2 separate regions of the Homo sapiens genome follow, and region 2 is linked to region 1. The links are chromatin contacts, found by Hi-C or POLR2A ChIA-PET in ENCODE. All regions are on one chromosome and are shown on one strand. The core of a region is the stretch at or near the end of the contact, and the rest is flanking DNA. Distances in the headings are between cores, read along the strand shown. Region 1 holds the start of HNRNPR (heterogeneous nuclear ribonucleoprotein R). Region 2 overlaps LOC105376892 (a long non-coding RNA gene).

What was found. Hi-C counts contacts between places; a loop is a spot of excess contacts on that map. ChIA-PET counts read pairs that join two places held with the same protein, here RNA polymerase II (POLR2A). Pooled maps may share reads with other maps.
Region 2: POLR2A ChIA-PET joins it to region 1 with 10 read pairs in activated CD8-positive, alpha-beta memory T cell. The contact joins the enhancer-like site here to the promoter of HNRNPR in region 1. A Hi-C loop is called at or near these places in 1 of 50 pooled maps. POLR2A ChIA-PET finds 5 or more read pairs at or near these places in 2 of 52 experiments (Panc1 and activated CD8-positive, alpha-beta memory T cell).

The regions. Positions count from the first base shown.
Region 1 is chr1:23,340,345-23,346,719 of GRCh38, reverse strand. It overlaps HNRNPR (heterogeneous nuclear ribonucleoprotein R), which reads left to right and starts at 2,436. Exons shown (of 11, transcript NM_005826.5): 1 at 2,436-2,509; 2 at 5,703-5,868. The coding sequence starts at 5,712. RefSeq lists silencers at 1,894-2,013, 2,524-2,883, 2,894-2,963 and an enhancer at 1,919-2,503.
Region 2 is chr1:27,527,051-27,533,953 of GRCh38, reverse strand. LOC105376892 (a long non-coding RNA gene) reads right to left here. Exons shown (of 2, transcript NR_188658.1): 2 at 3,234-3,668. Among named protein-coding and RNA genes, the nearest start is that of WASF2, 40 kb to the right of the region's middle. RefSeq lists an enhancer at 4,392-5,106 and silencers at 5,496-5,855, 5,876-5,985. Within about 2 kb of position 4,938, at least 19 of the 41 ENCODE cell types and tissues checked have a DNase peak (open chromatin) inside an H3K27ac peak, as active enhancers do.

The DNA of each region.
Region 1 (6,375 bases), core at 1,187-3,686:
CAGAGCGAGACTCCATCTCAAAAAAAAAAAAATAAAAATAAAATAAATAAAAAATAAAAAAGTAAAACCTTACTATATCACGAATGTGTTTTAAAATATATTTCCTAATTGTATTTCAATATAAATGGTTTCTTTCGTATTGCTCTGTATTTTGTTTCATGCATTTAAAAACTGAGAAGAGATTCATAGCTTTTACCAGACTTCCAAATGGCACAAAATAGGTTAAGAATTATGGCGCTAGAGGCAGATTTATGTGAAGCTAGTAAAATTTAAGCTTCAGGCTGGGCGCCTGTAATCTCAGCACTTTGGGAGGCCGAAGCAGAAGGATCATTTGAGGCCAGGAATTCAAGACCGGCCAAGACCGGCCTGGGCAACATAGCGAGATTCCCTCCGCACCTCCCGTGTCTCTATTAAAAAAAAAAAGTTAAGCTTCGGGGTCCTCCCTCACTTTTACAATGCCCTTCCAAGACTCTGTTCCTAAATTTGTATTCGTCATTTAATATGATTTTTCTTAAAGACTCCCAACATTTCTTTCTTTCCTTCTTCCTTTCTTTTCCTTTTCTTTCCTTTTCTTCTCTCTCTCTGTCTTTCTCTCTTTCTTTCTAGAAGGAGTTTCACTCTTGTCGCCCAGGTTGGAGTGCAATGGCGCAATCCCGGCTACTGCAACCTCCGCCTCCCGGGTTCAAGCGATACTCCTGCCTCAGCCTCTCAAGTAGCTGGAATTACATGCACGCGCCACCACGCTCGGCTAATTTGTGTATTTTTAGTAGAGACGGGGTTTCACTATGTTGGCCAGGCTGGTCTCGAACTCCTGTGCTCAAGTGATCGTCCACTTCGGCCTCCCTAAGTGCTGGAATTACAGGCGTGAGCCACCGCGCCCGGCCTAAGACTCCCAGCATTTCTGTAAATCTCACACCCCATAACACAAAACTTGGATCTACCCAGAGATTTAACTTGGTACTGGGCACATAGTAGTCGTTTTCAATATTTCTTTTTCTTTTTTTTTTTTTTTAAGACGGAGTTTCGCTGTTGTTCCCTAGGGTGGAGTGCAGTGGTGCGATATTGGCTCACTGCAACCTCCGCCTCCCGGGTTCAAGCGATTTTTCTGCCTCAGCCTCCGGAGTAGGTGGGTTTACAGGCACGTGCCACCACACCGGGCTAATTTTTGTATTTTTAGTAGAGGCAGGGTTTCACCATGTTGATCAGGCTGGTCTCGAACTTCTGACCGATACACCCGCCTCGGCCTCCCAAAGTGCTGGGATTACAGGCATGAGCTACCACGCCCCGCCCGTTTTCAATAATTAAATATAGGTTTGTAGGTTCTGAGAAATTTAATCATCCTTGAGTGCATCTGGAAATCTGCAGACCACTGCTTGACTTCCTCCACTTCCTAAGGGTGGGGCATTGGAGTTTGGGGTTGGGAAAAAAGCGCTTGCACCACAGAAGTGAGTTCGGAAGGTTTCTATGAGACGAGACAGGTTTGGACTAAGGACAGGGAACAAATCAGTAGGAATGGCAGGTGAGAAATAGGTTTAGGACTAACACGAATTATAGTGTCCTTTGGGAATTACCCCTTTCCCCTGCATGGCTCTTTTGGCTTCAGAGATGTATATAGCTGCTTTATTTTATGAATATCAAGTAGCTCCAAACCCTGTGGGGAAAAGCTCCCTGCTCTATCACTTGTGTTACACATTGCTTTTGAGTCATTTTAACGATTTCCCTCACAGTCTGCCACCAACGATGTGTGGACGGCAGCCAGGGAGGGAAAGAGGCATTTCTCCGATCGTTCCAAGGAATGATTATCTAGACAAAATCCTCAGCAAAATGACGAGCCAAATCATCCTTAAATCGTGTGCTCACTAGAGGCGAAAAGATGACCGAAAGAGGCCCGAACGCGTGGCTATGGGCGTGTCTGGGGGGAACGCCGGCCGCGGGGGTGCGAGGGAGGACTCGGGGGCTAAGGGCGGCCGGTGGCGGGACGCAAGCGCCATGGCGGAGCTGGGCCAGTGCTGACCATAGGGGGCGGGGCTCCGGAGGCGGCCACGCGGCGCGAGGCCTAGATTTTCGGCCTCGCATCGGCGGCAGACGAAGAGGGAGGAGCTTCGTCCACCCAGGACCCAGCGCCCCCAAGCCTTGCAGCCACCAAGGGCTTCCACCACAGACCCCTTTGTGTGCCTGCCCCCGCCCCGGAGGCGCCCCAGCCAGGGGCGCTGAGCACCCTCATTGGTTCAGCCGGCAGCTTCATCGATTGGCTCTCGAGTCGTCCGGCGTGGTCCGTTTTGCCTGGATACTACTGGTCGTCTGAGCTGCCTGTCAGGCCGCCTCGCCAAGCGATTGCCCCGTAGCTCGGAGTCCCTGGAAGCAGTTCCGGGAAACCCCGCGTGCTGCCGGGATCGCGTCTCAGTCCATCAGGGGGGGGAGGGGGTGGCGCGCGCGCCATTTCTAGTCGTTTTCAAAGCGCCTCGCGCTGATTCTCACGGGCCCGGCTGCCGGCCCCCGCTCTGCCCTGGTGAGTCTCGCGCCGGCCCGTGGGGGGAGGGGCCGGGAGCCCCGATGCGACCCGACTCAGCCCGGGCTCCGTGCCTGGTCCCGTTTCGTTTGCGCTCCGAGGCCCCGGGGTGGGGGTGGGGACGGGCTGGGGGCGGCTTCGGTCTAGTCCGCCCGCGCGGCTGTGGGCCTAGCCCGGCCGAAACGCTTCTCGCCCTCGCTCTTCCTCCCCCCGCCCCTTTAGCCCGCGGTCCGGCCCGCTGGGCGCTCTCCGCGCGGCCTGCTGGGGCCGGCCGTGCTTTTCCCGCCTCCGCTCGCTGCTCCATGCGGCCGGATCCCGCGAAGGGCCTGAGGCGCCCGCGGCCCTGCCGCTTCTCCCCGCCGGAGCCGCTTCGCTCCCGCCGCGGCCGGCCTAGCCCGAGAGGGATGTGCTGATGATCCGGACGGGCCTGAGGGGATGGGGGTGGGGGGCGGAAGGCGGGGTGCAGATCCCAGGGTTATCTGAGCCGGGAGAAAAGTTTTGTGTGAGCAGAAACCGAAAGGCCGATTTGTGTGGGAAGCCTCCCTCCCCTCCCACATTCTGCATGCCGCGGGCTGAGATTTGAAGGAAAAAATGACTACTAGAGGCCGTAGAACTTAGGCTCCAAGCGGCGCCTGAAATGGATAATTCTGAGACTGTCAGAGGCGCACCAAATTGGAAAGGCGATCCTTTTTCTTACACGGTAGTGGCCGTATTGCCAAATTTTTAAAAAAGCCCAGGGCTTCTTGGAAGGTTCAGTCCTTTCACACTACCTGTTTGAGATTTTTGCAGTCCTCAAGTGGCTGAATTGATGTCTCATGAGTCAGTCGTAGGATGAGAGCTCGACACTCCTAAGCCATGAGATAACCGTTAGTCTCATTTCGTTGGTTCTTTTAAAGCCCGTCTCTTAATATGAAGAATTTGCACAGAGAGGTTCAGAAAAAGTCAGGGAGGAGTTAGTGCTGACATCCCGAATCTCCCAGCAGCCCTTTTAAATCTTTAAATGTCTCCTTTTTTTTTGCAAAAATGTTTAGATCAAATGACTCCAGTCACGTTAGTATATTTGCTGCATCCAGAAATATGGTTTGGCTGTGTGGCATTGTGTTGAATGCCACATTTGAATGAGTTTCAAATGGTCTCATATGACATAAAAAGTCTTTTCAAAATGAGCATTTTGTATTTGGCTTGAAGAGAGAGGGCTTTCCTTGATCCGAAGGTTTTATTTTCTGGAATCTAATTATTTTACGGTTTTTTTGTTAAAATTTACAAACTTTTTTTGAAAATTTTAACCAATTTCAGTATCAACTTGTAGAGCCTTTGCAATGAAATGGTAGGCATAAATATTTCTGTCTTGTACTTAATACACAACTTGTCTTTTTGCTTTACACATACTTAAAAACCCCACCTTAACAGATGTTCATTGAACTTTTCTGTTAAAAATTTGCCTCTTTTCTGTGACTGATAGTATTCCTAGGTACAATGCTGTAAGGGTCTTGTGATACTGAGAACTTTTGAGTTCTGATGATCTTAAGGTAGTATGTGGGGATGGGGGAGCATGGGAAAACAGAACCTTATGTTCGCAAGGAGATTTTGTGTTTTAGGATGCATCTTTATAGAAATAGGTCGTGTTAATCAGTAAACGTATTCATCTCACACAATACAGTTTCTTGATCAAAAGTGTGACATTTCGAATGTTTCCGTTTTTGCTAGTTCATCAGAATTTGAAGCTTGTCTTGAGAAACATCCACCCAGAATTTAACCACAGTCTGCGTCTATTAAGGGCTATCGAGTCTTAATAGTGTTTTGTAATTGTGAGGAGTCATGTTTATCTCATTTTCAGAGTAATCCTTTGCATTTTCTTCTTCTTCCTACTCTCTATTACCTCCTTCCCCTCTTGGTCTTCCTCCCTCTTTCGTTAACTTCAACTAAGTATCAGTGGACTTTGAAATGAAAAGAAGTTGTTTTAAGCCAGAAAACTGCACCTGGTGCATTTGCACAATGTTCGATAAGCTGTCGGGAAGTGTGGTTATCTTATGTGTCTTAGTACTTTGTAGGAGACTTGTATTTTCTTTATAGATGACTAGGTATCTTGAGTTTCATCAAGAAAAGTAGGCTTTTTCTTGAGATCCACCTTTATGTCTTTTATTTAGTATGTGTTGCAATGTCTTGTTCTGCTGCCTATTATCTTCATCACATTGTAATTTCACCACAGACAAATGCACTTTAATTCCCTGTCTTTTGAGGCAGTACACAGACTGGCCTTGTATGGTTTATTGTTTACTCTCTCTCTTCAGGGAGTCAGTCCATTTCAGCATTACCTACAGGCTGAATGTACAAAATTATTTTTGATAGGTTAATCTGAGAAATCTGGCTGAAGTTTAGCCTAATTAGGTAACGGTTTTTGAAATATTTGGAAGAAGTTGTCCATTCTTCAGTATGTTTTTACATCTTTATTTTACTGATATGAAAATTTCAACATGTACTCTTTTTTTTTAAGAAGCAACCTAAACTATAGCTCACTTAGTATTTTATTTGGACTGAAAACAATTGTTTCGCTTTTAAACTTGGTCATTTTTTCTTTTAAATCTGTGGGAATAGCGAATTAATCTTAGAACAAAAATTAATGTCAAGTTGGTTTTTTTTTGTTTTCGTTTTGTATTGTTAGGTGGAGAAAACCCAAACCACCAGCATGTTGAACTAGAGAAAACAGGGCACTTATTTCACACCGATACTGTATTTGAAGCAGAGCCAGGAAAATTTGAAAGTCCTTAAATCTTGATTAAGTGGTCTGTGGGTGTTCATTCTGTTTTTAAAACAAAACTTTTTAAAACTGTGTAAGACCCGAGAGCTGAGGGGCTTTTTAGTAAAGGATTTTGTAGTGATTTTGATCTTTTCACCAGGACAGAACAGCTGCTTTTGTTAATCAGCAATTCTACCTTCAGTAAATTAAAGCCTTTATCTTACCCGGTGTACATGAAGTTCCTTAAAGATCTAATGCTTCCATGTACATTTTCTATGGTTTTACAGGATTATTATTGCCAATTTAGGTCAGATACATCACAGGAGGAATAAATTATTATTTTGATAGAGGTTATTAGCAGCATGTATACAAATTAGTTTAGATAAATCATGCATTGTCCTACAAACTAGTTATTTCTGGCTTAATGTAATATAGCTCCTGAATTTTTTCCAGCAGCATAATAAAATGGCTAATCAGGTGAATGGTAATGCGGTACAGTTAAAAGAAGAGGAAGAACCAATGGATACTTCCAGTGTAACTCACACAGAACACTACAAGACACTGATAGAGGCAGGCCTCCCACAGAAGGTGGCAGAAAGACTTGATGAAATATTTCAGACAGGTATAATATGCATTTCTTGTTTCTGACTGGTTATGAAAGTGAGGGCAAACCACTTTGAATTTTATAGTTTTTTAAGGTTAAATAATACTTATTGTTTCTGATCTGTAGAGCTGAATGTTTGTTACTTTCCCTTCATTGAAGGCATATTGGGTTTGACTTTGATACTCTTATTTCATTATTTTGAAGCCTTCTTAGTGTTGAATATGCAGTCTTAGTTGTTTCAGAACAGCACATCGATTTGTCTTAGATTTACCACCCATAAAAATGTATGTTTCTGCATACCAAATTTTACATTTTTTTCTTAATCAAAATCAGTCATCATTTTGCTTTTGCTTTTCTACTTTTACCTTCTTAAAGTGATTGTTAAATCAGCTTAGGTCTGATTAGGTGGCATAACAAGAGGATAGCTGTATCGTCTGAAACCATAATAAATGTCAGACTCCTTGAGAGTTTGTGGCTTGTCTAGTTTCTAATAGAAATCCACATCTCTCCGTAATTTGGAAGTGT
Region 2 (6,903 bases), core at 3,689-6,188, 4.2 Mb before region 1:
CCTGGGTCTCCTCTGACTCTCCCTATATTCTATCCCAAGTCCAAGGTCTCCCCAAATGCTGGGTTTCCTCTCCCTGAGGAACCTCCATCATGGGGCTCCTGCTTCTGGACCCCCTTATTCCATCCAAGGTCCCAGGTCTCTGCCTCGAGTCCCTTTGTGTGTCCTGTGTATTCATGGCCTTTGGGCCTCACAGTTCTACTCTGGTTCAGGGACATCTCTCTTGGCGACACTCATTCCGTCCTAAGTCCCGGAACCCTCATGGGGCCTCCCTTTCCCACTAGGATTGGAGTGCCCCCCGTCTATGTATCTCCCATTTGCCCCAGGTCATCAGTCTTCTCTGCTTCCAGGCCCCTCATTTTACCCCAACACCCCCACATCTGCTTATGCAGAACCTGGGATATGACGAGGCCAGTCACCCCAGTGTTGCTCTGCCCTCCCCTTTCTGTCTACCCTGAACTCCAAATGTTTCCTCCCTGCTTTGGTAAACTTTGGAAAAAGAAAACTCCTAACCCTGTGCCTGCGTCTGGTGGGCCTGGAAGAGCTGAGCTGTTTCCTGATCCCTGACTTTGGGGACCTCTTGGGTGTCCTTGCCCAAATGATGCCCACTTTGGCCTCCCTGGTCTTTGGGAAGCAGTTTTTCCCATAGACCCATTTTATGTTTAAGTTCTGCTGAGTGTGGCTTCACGTCCCTCCTCAGTGAAGCTCAGGGAGATGCCAAGGGATCGTGCCACGGGGCCTGCCCTCCCTGACCCAGCCAGCTAGGCCCTGGCCTCAGGAGAGTCAGAGGAGCCCGTGGTCTGAGGAGGAAACACACCTTCTGGGCACACCTGTCTGGAAGAGGCAGGAGGACTCAGGTCACAGTCCCCTGAAACTGTTGCCTCTGTGCTAGATGCAAAAAGCTCATCCACCCACCAAGCCCCCTCCCTACATCCCCCAGACTCAGAGATGAAGACATTACCCCACGCTTCCTGACTGCTGACGGGGAAGACAACACTACACTCAAGCTAACGATGCAATATGAGCTGGAAGTGGGGGCAAGAAGCAGTGAGACCCCCTGAGAGTTAGGGAGGAGGGCTTCTCTGAGGAGAAAGCTTCTACAGAGCCAAGCCTAAGGTGCTGGGCAGAAAAGTGAGGGAGTTCCTGGAGGAGGAAGAGGATGTGCAAAGGCCTAGAGATGCGAAAGGGTAACAGGAGGCAGGAGCCACAAGCAGTTAGCTCTGTTGGGCACACGCTGTGTTTAGGGAGGGGAGAGGGCTTTGGCAAGGTCACTCTGGGTAAGGTGGAGGCTGGTTGGAGCGGGTGGGCAGCATCAGAGAAAGCAGTGGATGAGGCTCAGATAGGCCAACCGCAGAGAAACCTGTGTTCAGCCTCAAGAATCACCCGCAGGGAGAAAATGCCTGTGTTCAGCGGCTGCTGAGGAAGAAGAAGAGACTCGGGGAGGCTGTCCAGGTGGGGCAGGCCGGGCCCAGTTGGCTTCAAGGGAATCAGAGTGGGGCCTGGTGAGTCCGGCTGAGGGCTCAGAGGAGTGGCGGCCCAGAGGAGGTTTCGGGGAGGGGAGGAGACAGTGGTGGATTGCTCAGTGGAAGGGACTGGGGCTCAACATGAGATAGGTCTTGAGAAGGGGAGGAAGGGCAGTGAAGGGTTGTGGGCCCCAGGGCTTTGGAACTGGGGCAGAGAGAGGAGACCCAGGAAGGAAGTGGGAGTTTGACGGGTTGATTATGGCACAGTGAAGGGGCCCCTTAACTCGAAGGGAAGATGGGGGTTCACTATGAAGAGAGGGGCATAGGGAGAGGGAAGTGATGGTAGGAAGGCTTGGTGAGAACAGGGGCTCCAGGAGATGGGAACGGAGGGGCAGCAAGAGAATGGGCGCTCAGGAAGGGGAGGGGTTTCAGCCTAGGGCCTGCTGCTTAGTAAGGGGTGAGGCAGGCTGTGGTGTATTTTGGAGACCAGACTCGGGAGATGGACCAGGGCCTCTGGGATGGAAGGTTCTCTGTGCCCTTAGTTAAGGGCAGCAAAGACCCTGCACAGTGTATGGTGCAGGTTTGGGGCACACCCTGTTTTGATCCGTTCTTTTCAGAGGTCAGGGCCCTACCACCGCCCCAGTGCCACACCTGATCCCAGAATGCATCAAGGCAATGTGGCTCTCAGATACGTGGGTTTCGCCATCATTTATTAAACACTTCCCTGAGGCGTTTATTCTTCAGAACAATCTTTGAGGTAGAGAAAGATGCTCACTTGGTTTACAGATGAGAAGACAGGTTCCCAGACACAGAGTAAGGGACTGGTCCAAAGCTCACGTGGAAAGTGGCAGAAGTAGGCTGGCCTAGGCTTTAGGCCCTTCCTTTATTTTTTTCCCCCTTTTTGTATTTTTCTTCTATTTCTGCTTTTTAGAGATGGTGTCTTGCCATGTTCCCCAGGCTGGTCTCAAACCCCTGACCTCAAGCAATTCTCCAGCCTTTGCCTCCCAAAGTGCTGGGATTACAGGTGCGAGCCACCACGCCCAGCCTTTTTTTCTTTGTTAAATTTTTTTCCTGCCTGGTGCGGTGGCTCACGCCTGTAATCCCAGCACTTTGGGAGGCCGAGGCGGGCAGATCACCTGAGGTCAGGAGATCGAGACCATCCTGGCTAACATGGTGAAACCCCGTCACTACTAAAAACACAAAAAATTAGCCGGGCGTAGGCGCAGGCGCCTGTAGTCCCAGCTACTCAGGAGGCTGAGGCAGGAGAATGGTGTGAACCCGGGAGGCGGAGCTTGCAGTGAGCCAAGAGGGCGCCACTGCACTCCAGCCTGAGCAACAGAGCGAAACTTCGTCTAAAAAAAAATTTTCCCCTTTCCTTTTTCTTTTTCTTTTTCTTTTTTCTTTTTTTTTTTTTTTTTTTATCCCAAGACAGAGTCTTGCTCTGTCTCCCAGGCTGGAGTGCAGTGGCGCAATCACGGCTCACTGCAACCTCCGCAGTGGCAGCAATTCTCCTGCTTCAGCCTCCCAAGTAGCTGGGATTACAGGTGCCCGCACGCCCAGCTAATTTTTGTGTTTTTACTAGAGACAGGGTTTCACCATGTTGGCCAGGCTGGTCTTGAACTCCTGACCTCGTGATCCGCCCACCTTGGCCTCCCAAAGTGCTGGGATTACAGGCGTGAGCCACTGCACCTGGCCTTTCTTGCTTTTTCATAACAGTTTTAAGGCGGGGCGGGGGGCGGAATCTGCTTATAAAATCCAAAAATTAATCCATTCTATAATTTAAAAATTTTTAATAATAGATATATGGCACTTATATATGCCAGCTGTTCCAAATGCTTTGCATATGTATTAATGCATTTGGTCTCCACCAGAATCCTATGAGGCTTCGTTGTAATGATTATTATCCCCATTTTACAGACAGGAGACTCAAGTGCAGAGAGGTAATTTATGAAGACCACTCAGTGAGTACATTCAAACCAGAACTTACTAAGTGGTGACACCAGAGTTCAGACCAAGCAGTCTGGCTCAGAAGTCTGTGCTTCACTGTACAGTTAAAAGTGAAAATCCTTGGGCGCAGTGGCGCGCGCCTGTGGTTCCAGTTCCTTGGGAGGCCGAGGCAGGAGAATCGCTTGACCTGGGAGGCATAGGTTGCAGTGAGCTGAGATCGCGCGACTGCACTCCAGCCTGCGTGACAGATCCAGACTCCATCTCAAAAACAAAAAAACAAACAACAAAAAAAGTGAAAATCCTCTCTACTCCCATCCCTGGCTATAACCCCTGTGTCAACACTTGTTAGTCTATTCATGTACATAAGGGGTTCTAGATCCTAGAAAGGAATTGCCTGGAGAGCTTCAAAATGCCGATGCCCAAGTCCTACCCCAAAATATTCCGATTTTATGGGTCTGGGGTGGGGCCTGGGCATGGGGATTTTTGAAAGCTTCTTGGGTGGTTCCAACACACAGCCCACTGGATAACCTCTAATTGAGCTGTTGAGCTGAGTGTCACACACACCTGTATTTAGTGTACTGTCCTAGGTGTGTGTACACTGTGATATCCATTAGCGTTTTTCACTCTGAGTGGCTGTCAGTTACTATGGGTTCTCCCCCACACCAGAGACCTGGTATGAACATATTTATTCAAACATTTCTTAAGCACCTTCCAGGCACCGTCGAAGGCACTTGGGGAGTCAACAGTGAGCAGGACAGTCAGGGGCCCTGCCTTTGAGTGTCTAATCTGATGGAATTGACAAATTTAGTCATGCGTTTTTCCCTGTGAGTAGCAGGGGTTCGAGCCCCTCGAGGGTTGCTGAGAGGGGGAAAGAGGGGTGGACATCTGACCCTCACACCTTAGGACGGGGAGAGACTTTCTGGTGTGGCTGTGTATGCTGGGTCTTCTGGCCCTGTGTGGATGAGATTGAGAGAGGGAGGCCCAGGGCATGTTTCTGGGCTTGAATGAGTGTGGCTGGCTGTGTGGCATGTGTGTAAAGGTGTGCATGATTTGGGCCTGTGAAAATGTGGACGGTGGTGGTGGGGAGAGGAGGTTTTGAATGGAGGGGGGCTGTGTACAAGGTAGGCACTAGCCCAGTGCGTCACACAGATGCGCACATGCATGTACACGTGTCCACACACACACAGCCAGCTGTGAGGAGGAGGCTGGCTTCCAGTCCCAGGGCCAGGAGAACTCTGCTTTGGGTATGTGGGGGAGGCACAGCTGGGGCTGGAAACTCTAGAGTGGGAGGGAGGGAGAGAGGAAGGGAGGCTGAGGAGCCGCATCCTTGATCTCTTCTGTTTCTGCAGTTCCGGACGCCGTGCTCTGGGTCTCTGTGTGCCTCTGAGTCTCCCTCTCTCTAATGTCCGGATCTTGGCATCTCTGTGCCTCTCTTCTCCGTCTTGGGCTTTGAGGCTGATCACGTGACTGGATCTCCACCTCTCCAGCCTACTTGGCTGTGTCTCCCTCCATGTCTCTGTCTCTGCCTCCATGTCTGCCTCTGCCTCTGCCTCCGTGTCCTTCCCTGTCCTTGCCAGGTGGGGGGAAGGGGGCCCAGTGCTCAGGGAGCAGGTGTCGGCTCACTCAGGCAGCAGGGAGTGAAGCCGAGGAGGGCAAAGAGCCAGCAGCCCCTGGACACACAGCCACACTCCAGGAGACGTGGGGCACTCACAGGAACACACAGTGATATGCATGGAGAGAGGGGCTCCTGAGGGCACTTACAGGGACATAGACGTACAAAAGTCCACACACAGCCACACCCGAAACACTCAGGGATGCCAGACAGATATCCACGGGCCACACACAGACACAAAGGCGCACACACAGGTACTCATTCTGGCACACACGGACATCCAGAGTCGCCGACACACCCAGGGCGTTCCTCCTGGGGAAAACCCAGAGACATGGACGCGCACACGGACACACACACACCCCTTGGGCTCGTACAGACACAGATACAGAGGCACAGGTACGCTCGGTTAACTGGCAGTCACTCAGGCACTCGGGGCTAAGGAGGCAGATGAGCACAGACAGGCACAGACCCTCCAGGACAATCGGAGACCGACATAAAAGCACAGCAGGCCGGCCGAGGGACCCACTGAGGGGCACACCCAGGCGCGGGCAGAACGTCCTCAAGGACACACTCCTCCCTCGGGCCTCACTCTGGAGCACCTGGGGACACGCCCATGGGCGGCTGCACGGGCGGCAGGACGCCCCAGCGCACCTGGCGCCCCCGGCGTTCCCCTAGGCGCCCGAGCCGAGTGTGCGTGCGTGCCCGTGCGCGCCGCCACCTGTGGGAGGAGAGGTGCGCGCTGCGCCCGGGGCTGCCCGCCTAGCGCTGCGCGGGGGGAGCTGTTGCCATGGCGCGCAGAGCGCGGCCGCATACTAATGGGGCGGCCACGGGCGCTGCCCCCACAGCTGCCCCCCTGCCGGCCGGGCTCCCTCCTCCAACTCCTTCCTCCGGCTCCAGCCAAGTCACCCCGGGGCTGGCGGCCCTGGCCCACGCACCCCACCCGGTGGGCCTGAGCCCCTTGCCTAAGGCCTAGGGGCCCTCGCCTCCCCTTTCCCGGCAGAGAAGTCCCAGGCCGGGCAAAGGGCGGCGCTGGGGCCGGCGAGGGCGAGGGCGACGGCGAGGGCGAGGGCCTGGGCGCTGCGGGGGCTGCCTGGCCCGGACTCAGGCACCAAGCGGGCACGGCAGCTGGGAGCGCAGGTGCTGCCCTGGAAATGGGGTGGTTGTCCTGGGAGGGGGCGGGACAGGGGAAATAAAGGGGGAATTTAACCCTTCCTTCCCCCAGGCTTGGCTGGGGAGGGGAGAGGCCTTGACCAAGCCCTGCGCCATCTGCCTCCAGCGTCTCTCCAGTCCTGGTTGTGGCTGCACTGAGGGTCCCCATCCCTCAGGACGTGCTCCTCATCACTCCAGGCCCTAAAGTGACTGGTGAAGTTAGGGGTGTGTGAAGTGCCCCAGGACTAGGTGGAGGGGGTGGTGGCACGTGAAGGGTTAATACGTCCTCATACCTTGATTCCAGTCCCGGAGCTGCCCTGACCCCCTACCCCCTCAGTCCCGCTGTGTTAATTGGCGCGGAGGGGTGAGGCCTATCCTGGCGTGGGGGGAGCCAGCAGAGGGTTTGCAGGTAGAGGCAGTGGGAGGGGGCCTAATGGAGGGGGGAGCCAGGCGGTTGCCTAGCAACCCCACAGCTGTCTGTTGACCTAGAAGAAGCTGCGCCGTCTTGACACAGCTGGTGTTTACATGTAACCGAGGCTCTGGCTTAGCGCTTGCTTGGAGGAAAGCTGAGGTAGGGCCCTCGTGGCAGCCTGGCCCCGGCCCCCGGCTGTCGTGGGCTCCCTGCCTGCCTGCCCTCTTTGCTTCAGCTCCCACCTGAAGTCCAACGGAGAAAGAGTGGGAGAGCAGATCTCAGGGTTGCAGGCTGTGGGGCTGGGGAAAGTTGCTGAACACACA